Regions from separate parts of the Mus musculus genome. Here region 2 is linked to region 1. A link is a loop called in an ENCODE intact Hi-C map of the cell type or tissue named here. Cell type or tissue: left cerebral cortex. All regions are shown on one strand.

Region 1 (4,000 bases):
CGGGTCTGGTCCTCCCTCCTGGGTCCTCTTAGAACTAAGGACTAGTTTGTAGTTCTGGTAGGTCTGGAGCCCCTAATTTTACGATTCTCTTGCCTCAGTCTCCTGAATGCTGTGAAATTAGTGACCTGCATCATCACTCATAGTGAAATGGCCTTGATGGTCGTCTTGAAACTAAGGACTAAGGAGCTATGACGTTCAGTCTAGGGACCACGGGAGGGAAACACTCGATCAAAAACAGACAGGGGTCCGGATACCTCAATATGGCTGGAGCATGAAATGTCGGGGTGCACATTTAGGCTCCCTTGACAGGTCGAGTAGGTATCAGTGAAAAAGAAACAGACACCAGACACGCAGGTTCGACAGGGTTGTTTTTGTTTTTTGTTTTATTGGCCTTCTGCACCTGGCAGATGCCCCATATCATCCTGATAGGCGAGGACAGGCACACGTCCCCCGAAGCGGTATGTGTACTTGCGCCCACCACTCTTGAGCACGATGTCGCGGCGGTAATAATAACGTAGACCTCGACTCAGTTTCTCATAATTCATTCCCGGCTTCCTCTTGCGCTCGCCCCACAGCCGGGCCACCTAGGAAACAATCTTGAGGTTAGAGGGACCAGGGTCTTAGCTGCTATGGGCGGGGCGGGTCTCAGTCCTGATGGGCGTGGGGGGTTGTGAGTGGGTGGAGGCGGGGCTGGGAACTAGGTAAGTTGGGCTTGCCCAGCAAGGGGAGCTGTCTCACCTCTTTGGGGTCGCACAGCTGGAACTCGCGGCTATTGCCCGTCCAGCGGATGCAGCTGCTGCGAGCCCCGTCGTGGAGCAGCTCCAGGAGGAATTGCCACAGCTGAATGGGACCTGACAGAGAGAGAGAGAGAGAGAGAGAGAGAGAGAGAGAGAGGTGAACGCCAGGCTTCTCAGACCCAAAACACTGCGACGAACCTAAGAGTCGGGGAGCCTTCACTTTGAAGGCCAAAAGGTTCAGGTTCTCGCGATTTAGGACCCAGGAGTCCAGCTCTGTTCCTCATCGGGAGTCTGTGAGTTTGGATCCCTCCATAGTAGAGACCCAAGAACCAGTTTCAGGAACTCCTGACAGCTTGAGCCACATTAGCCTCCCCACCTCGAAGACCCAGGAGTCCGAATGCTCTTCTTTCCTCTCACATAACCTAGGGGCCTTTTAAAATGTTGGTCCCTAGAAAGTCAGTTCCGTCCTCTCACCCGTTCCCTCTTCTGATACAAAACCCCTGTCCTCTAGTTGCCTGTTTCCCGGATCCCTCCTCCTTTAGTTACCCAGACCCCTCCCCCAAGGTATCCAGGCCCAGTCCTAATCCGTTTTGCTTTACCTCTTCTGCAGTTTGCAGCCTCTTACCTCGGTGGTTAGTTTTGGAGTAGCGAGTCAATGTGGCTCTATCAGACTGCTTGTTCGATTTGGAGGGCGTGGTGAATGCTGGACTCTGGTGCCCCTCGAAAGGGATGCTGCAGTCCTGCAGCCCAGTATTCCACGTGGTGGTGTAGTCCGAACCGGCAGACCCGCCCCATGACATTTTATAGTCCTCATGCGCTTCCCCGCCCAGGCCATTGTCCCAGTAGGTGGCGCCACTGGGGCCCACAGAACAGTCCCAGCTGGTAGTGCTCCAGGCAGCTGGAGGGTGCGACCACGAGGGGACCCCTCCTGCCGAGGTGGCAGGATTCTGGCCGGTCGCCCCTTCAAAGCCGACGAAGGGGGAGGGGCTCGTGCCAGGAGGGGCAGGGCCTGGCGTCTGTGAAGCACAGCTCCACGGGTCCGAGGTGTTGCATCCCAGGTCTGTCCAGTCTCGCGACCACGGAAGGGGGTGAGCAACGGGCTCTGCGAGGAAGACAGACCTTAAACAAGGGAAGCCCAGGAGTCCTGGTCTCCCGCACCCTTGGGAATTTTAGGGGAGTTTTGGCGCCTCATATGGCCTTGAAAATGTAGCTGTCCCCAGTCTTAGTTCTGGTCCTCTTGTATACTAGGGGGTCTGAACTCAGCTCTAGTGTGTCAGGACCCTAGTTCCTCTCTTTCCATCTCCATTTTCTACCACTCACCCGCCTGGAAAGGTACGTCTTCGTGAGGTAAAGCGGGGTTCCAGTCCAGCTCTGGGAACCCTATGTTGGACAAGAGAGCTGAGTTTAGGAAAGATGTGGGCAATGACTTAGGGACCTCAGCCATCCACTCACACCTCCTTCAATTTCGATTCCAAACATGTTACTTCCTTCCCGCTCAGCACCCTCGCTCCTTCTAAAAAGCCCAGGATCTCCCATTCCTCCCCCTCCCTCCCCCCCAGCACACAGGGGTTCAAGCCCAGCAACCACCTTTCCAGCAGCCTTCTACGTTCATTGGTGTGATCGGTGTGTCCTCTTGTAGAGCCACTTCAGGGAAATAGAAACCAAATTCCGCTCCTTCTGCAGGCAACAAGGATGTTAAGTCCCGGCTAGGTGTCAAGGGGCCCGCATCCTTGGAGCCTTGCATACACTTTGTCCCAAGCCACAGCAGCTTACCCAGTCCTGTCAGCTTGTCCCCAGGAGGCACTTCCTGCAGTGACGCCTCATCCCAGTTCCACAGGTCCATGGATGCTTGTTCTGACGGTTCTGGTTGAGAAAGGAAAGTTCTAAGGGTAATGGACAAGATGGTGACATTTAGGGACCCAAGAATCTGCAACCCTTGTTTCCCTCAGACCCAGAGTAGACGTCTGCAACCTCCTTCCCCAGGAAAAGGAATATTGGTTTCCAGTTCCTTCACCCTCTCTTAGACGCTTAAATCCAGGTTCCCTGCATCTTGGTGTTCCCCTGTCCTTCCTAGTTCAGACACCCAGGCATTCAGTCCCCAGTTCGTGGCTCACCTCTGGCAGGTTCCTTCTCTCCTAGCCAGGGGGGTTTCAGCCCCATTTCATACCATGCACCCTTCCCGGGGGGCCTGATAGGGGAGGGGGAATTTTCCGAGACGTCAGAGCTGGGGGTCGCAGCCTGGGTCAAGTTGCAGGGATGGGGGCGTGGTCAAGCTGCACCCCCTGCTTTAGGGATGCGCACGGGTCCCTGGAACGGTCCCTTTTCGGGGACGAATTGGGCTTGGAAAAGAACTTGGGGAGCAGGGGCAGGGCAGGAATGGGGGTGCTGAGGTCTAAGGGGTGCTTACGGGGTAGTGGGGATGGGGTGAGGGGCTTGGACAGGTTCCCCATCTTGAGGATTTGGTGGTGTGACATGAAAAGTGGTGGGGGAGGAGGGTCTGGGGTCAGCTGGGCAGCTCTGGGCTTATCTGCAACAGGAAGAGGGATTTCCGGCCAGATGCCCCCTTTCCCTAGCATCAGCCTACGTCACAATCGGCAGGGTGACAGACAGCCAGATCAGGGTGGGGTGGAGGAGAATCCAACCCCGAATCCCTTACCAGGCACAGGGAGGGTGTCCTGGAGCTACTACCGAATAATGGCAACCATAATCAAAATAACATCGTTATGGACGATAATAATAGTAACCACTGACGTTAAATGAGGGTCTTCTGGGTCCGAGAAGTCGTGACAACGGGCCTTCATTTAATCTTCATAAGGGGGGAATTTATGGAGGGGGAAATTGAGGCATGTTTTCTCCCATTTCTTTTTCTGTCTGGGCTTTCTGGGCTATAGCAGTCCCGAACCATTGGAGAATTTCGAGTATGAACTGAATGTGAGTTATTGCATGAAATAATTTTATGTGTGCAGTGATAGGTTAGAAAATGGAGTCATTTAGAAATGAAGAGTTTTGTTTGAAGCTTACTTCAACTGATTCAGAAAAGAATCACATGCATAATGTGCAAAAGTATGCAAACAATATTTGGGATATAGCGACACCAAAAAGTATTTGCTTGTTAAACTAAAACTTAGTAACTAGGCATCCTGTTATTTTGGTTCTTTGTTTTGTTTTAATTTGCTAAGTCTTGTCGAACCTTGGCTTCAGTAACTTGGCCTCAGACAATGCTGTGTTCATTTTTTCTAAGTACTTGCTTAGTAAATATTAAT
Region 2 (4,000 bases), 210 kb after region 1:
TCACTGGACCTGATGCCTCTAGTCTCTGTGAGCACTGTACCTATGAACACAACCCCCATTTCCCATAATTAAAAATACATCTTAAAAAACAAAAAACAAAAAAAAAAAAACCAAAAAATCTGAGCCCGGCAGTGGTGGTGCATGTCTTTAATCCCAGCACTTGGGAGGCAGAGGCAGGCAGATTTCTGAGTTTGAGGCCAGCCTGGTCTACAGAGTGAGTTCCAGGGCAGCCTGGGCTACACAGAGAAAAACCAAAACCAACCAATCAATCAAACAAACAAAAACCTGTTTAAAACTCTGACGACTAATAATAATAATAATAATAATAATAATAATAATAATAGTAATAGTAATAATAATAATAACCAAGCATGAGTTCACACCTGTCACCCCAGCATTTAAGATGTAGCGACAGGAGGATCAGATTCAAGGCAATCTTTGGCACAGGGTATGGCTGGCACACACTGCCCTCTACTCTGACCTGTCCAGCCCAGGAGCCAGGCGTCCCCTCCCTCAGAGGCTCTTTCCTATGTAATCTAAACATTTTGGTCTCTCCCAGTTTTTTCTCTCTCCCTATGTGCACAGGCTCACTCTTTCTTTCTCTTTCCCTCCCCTGTGCCTTCCTCCCCAAGGTGACTTCCCTGGCCTTGTTCCTTAGGATCAATGAACCCACCTGAGAGTGACCCCCCCCCATCCCCATAAACCTGTCTTTATATACTCTAATCTGACCTGAGCTGGCTCATTTCACCTGCAGAGACTAATTTATTAGAGACTGTGTCTAAAACAAACAAACAAACATACATACGTCGCAGTATGGTGCTGCATGCCTTTGATCTCATTACTGGGGAGACAGAGGTTCTCAGATCTCTGATTTCAAGGCCAGCCTGTACTAAAAAATGAGATTATAGAGAGAGAGGGAGAGGGAGAGGGAGAGAGAGCGCACGAACTGTTAAACTGTTAGACCTGAGGGGAAAAAACTATTTCCATGACTGTCTGGTTAAAACAAGCTGTATTAAGAACTGGCCAGCCGGCTGCCTCTCCCCAAGTAGAAGTTTCAGAGGGCAGCCCCTCACTGGCTTTTGAGGTCTCTTTATGGTTAAGGGTTAGGGATGATAGAAACCATCTGTTGAGGTAATTGGACAGAAGAGTGGGGGACCCAGAGCTCAAGGCTCCCTGTGGGGCGGGTAAGTGTAGGAAATGCATGGAGTGAAAGGGAGGCAACAATGTATCTAGGAAGACATATTCTCGTAAGATAAAAGGGTAGTCAAATATGCCAGGTTAAGCAAGGTAAGGGGTAGACGTACATCCTGGGGTCACAAGTTCAGCATAGGTTGAGAAATGTGGTTTGCAGGATTCACCAGGCTGAGGAAACAGAAACTCATTCTTATAAGGCGTGGAAACTTAGTAACAAAGTAGGACAACGAGGCTCCTGGTTTGGTTTCCCAAAAGCCAAAAGCAACTCAGGGAACAACAACAAACTCCAATAGTATGAGATGTATGGAAAGAAGAAAGGCCCAGGGAACGCTGGGCTTCCAGAGTTTCAGGAAAACTATCAGCCTAGGCAGGGGATCATCAGCACACTGAAAGATCCCAGTCTTCCCACACAGACGATCTTCACCAAACCCTTGCAAGTCAAATAAGGAAAGGCAATTACAGGAGGAATTGCAAATGACTCCCATACATTATGCAAATGCTTCCTCCTGGGGCTAATATTAGCTGCAAATCAGACCCAGGCCTCCCGTGAAAGCCAGTAGCTCTCTACCACCCTGCTATAACCCAGCTCCCCACCTCTGTCTTTCTCTGGGAGATTAGAATTAGAATAATGAAGAGTAATGGATTTATGGGTCGGCTTGTCTGGGCTATCATGCCTGGCTGTATCCCTGGCGTTTCCATGAGGATATTTTAGAATAAGATTTACACTTAAGAGGTGGTGTGTTGCAGTGTCTCTCATGCAGTCAGTTAAAGGCCTAAAGAAGACAAAAGGCTGGCCTCCTCCAAGGACTTCACCAACAGAAGGCATTGCGCTGTCACCTGCAACTCCAGCTCTTTCTGGTTTGCCCCTGATAACCTTTGCACGCATGCCAGGGAGCATGTGTAAATGCTCCTGGTTCTCTAGAGAGTCCTGACACTGGCAGTTACTTTTAAGTATCAAGTTTAAAAGCTGCTTACTATACAAGATTTTCTCTTGTCAGCAGGGTTGCAGGGGCTTCTCAAACCATGTGGAAAGGGAGGGGCTGATTCTGCCGCAGAAAGATCAATATTTTAAATTCATGCAGCATTTCTAGTTGGAGAATATGGGGGTCTCAAACCTGGGACAAGTGGCTGAGGTGTCTGGTTAGCATATAAAAGTTGACCTGAGCCGGGCGTGGTGACGCTCGCCTTTAATCCCAGCGCTCGGGAGGCAGAGGCAGGTGGATTTCTGAGTTCAAGGCCAGCCTGGTCCAAAAGTGAGTGCCAGGACAGCCAGGGCTATACAGAGAAACCCTGTCTTGAAAAAACAAAACAAAACAAAACAAAACAAAAAAAAAAAGTTGACCTGGCCGCCAGGTTCTCCCAGCATCCCCTGGTCAGTCCCTACCTCTTATAGGGTGTGGCTGACTACACTGGCCCCACCTAAACTTCTCCAGCCCAGGGACTGGGCTACCCTTCCCTTTTCTGGTATAATCCAGCCATTTTGGTTATCTGCCCTTTTTGGTCTACCTTTTACCCTCCTGGTCTCTTGGCTCCACTCTCTTACCTCCTTTTCTCACCTGGCAAAGGGTCATATCCACTCTGGACTCTCTCAGATGCCCCTGCCTCTGGCTACACTCTCCCTCATATCCACAATAAACTTTCTCCTCTACCACACCTAGGAGCAGGCATGTTCTTCCTTTTTTATTTTATTTTATTTTATTTTATTTTATTTTATTTTATTTTGATTTATTTATTTATTTATTTATTTGGTTTTTCGAGACAGGATTTTTCTGTGTAGCCCTGTTCTTCCTTTTTTATTTTATTTTATTTTATTTATTTATTTATTTGGTTTTTCGAGACAGGATTTTTCTGTGTAGCCCTGGCTGTCCTGGAACTCACTTTGTAGACCAGGCTGGCCTCGAACTCAGAAATCCACCTGCCTCTGCCTCCCGAGTGCTGGGATTAAAGGTGTGCGCCTTATTTTATTTATTTTATTTTTTTTATTACGTATTTTCTTCAATTACATTTCCAATGTTATCCCAAAAGTCCCCCATACCCTCCCCCCCCCAATGTTCTTCCTTTTTCATCTCTTCGTTTTTTTCATTCAAAGAGATGGCTCAGAGGTTAAAAGGATCTTAGATTGTCCTCTGATCTCTATGTGTACACACACACACACACACACACACACACACACACACGCACAGAGAGAGAGAGAGAGTACCTGTGTACTACATTGTGAGGCTGTGTCTCGAAACAGTAAAACTAGCAATGGTCCTGGTAGCAAGGGAGGGCCATGGTGGTAAAGAAAGCACCTCTGGGATTGGCAGCTGTAAGCTTCCTCATTCAGTGAGAAGAGTCACAACACACAAATGAGTACACAGAAGTAAATCCCAGTCACAATGCAAGGTGAGATCACATCAAAGAGAAGGGACATTTGAGGTTGGGCAAGGAAGACAACACTACCTCTCCACAGAGGGTCACTCAGGGGTCAAACTGCCAGACCCAAAGCATTGTGGAGACTGTGTGCTTATCATTTGCAGGAAATACAAATGCTGTGTGTTTTCTCTCTTATCTGGAGATCTTAAAAGGGGAGAGATAAGACAGAAAACACTCTGTGTATAGGTTTGAATATGGGGGGGGGGACCAATTCCTTTGTACAATTAGCATATCCTTAAGAAACTAAAGCTGGGGACTAGAGAGATGGCTCAGGGATTAAGCAACCATATGGTGACTTAACAACTGTCTGCAACTCCAGTTCCAGGAGATCCTATGGCCTCCCTGGGCACCTGGCATGCAAGTGAGTGCACAAACATACATGCAGGCAAAA

What was found. Hi-C counts contacts between places; a loop is a spot of excess contacts. Peaks named below come from ENCODE experiments on the same cell type or tissue, not always from the same donor. Only the 100,000 strongest peaks of a DNase experiment are listed, where the experiment ranks them.
Region 2: a loop joins it to region 1, with 2.2 times the contacts of the local background. A loop is called at or near these places in 1 of 42 quality-filtered maps.

The regions. Positions count from the first base shown.
Region 1 is chr7:30,633,251-30,637,250 of GRCm38, forward strand. It overlaps Etv2 (ets variant 2), which reads right to left and starts at 2,602. Exons shown (of 6, transcript NM_007959.2): 1 at 2,511-2,602; 2 at 2,325-2,411; 3 at 2,058-2,117; 4 at 1,363-1,839; 5 at 739-851; 6 at 366-584. The coding sequence starts at 2,580. The coding sequence ends at 384. In left cerebral cortex, CTCF peaks have their summits at 1,589 (motif pointing right) and 1,789; no DNase peak of the experiment used is centred here.
Region 2 is chr7:30,843,160-30,847,159 of GRCm38, forward strand. No RefSeq gene overlaps it. Among named protein-coding and RNA genes, the nearest start is that of Ffar3, 11 kb to the right of the region's middle. In left cerebral cortex, no CTCF peak of the experiment used is centred here; a DNase peak (open chromatin) is centred at 1,695.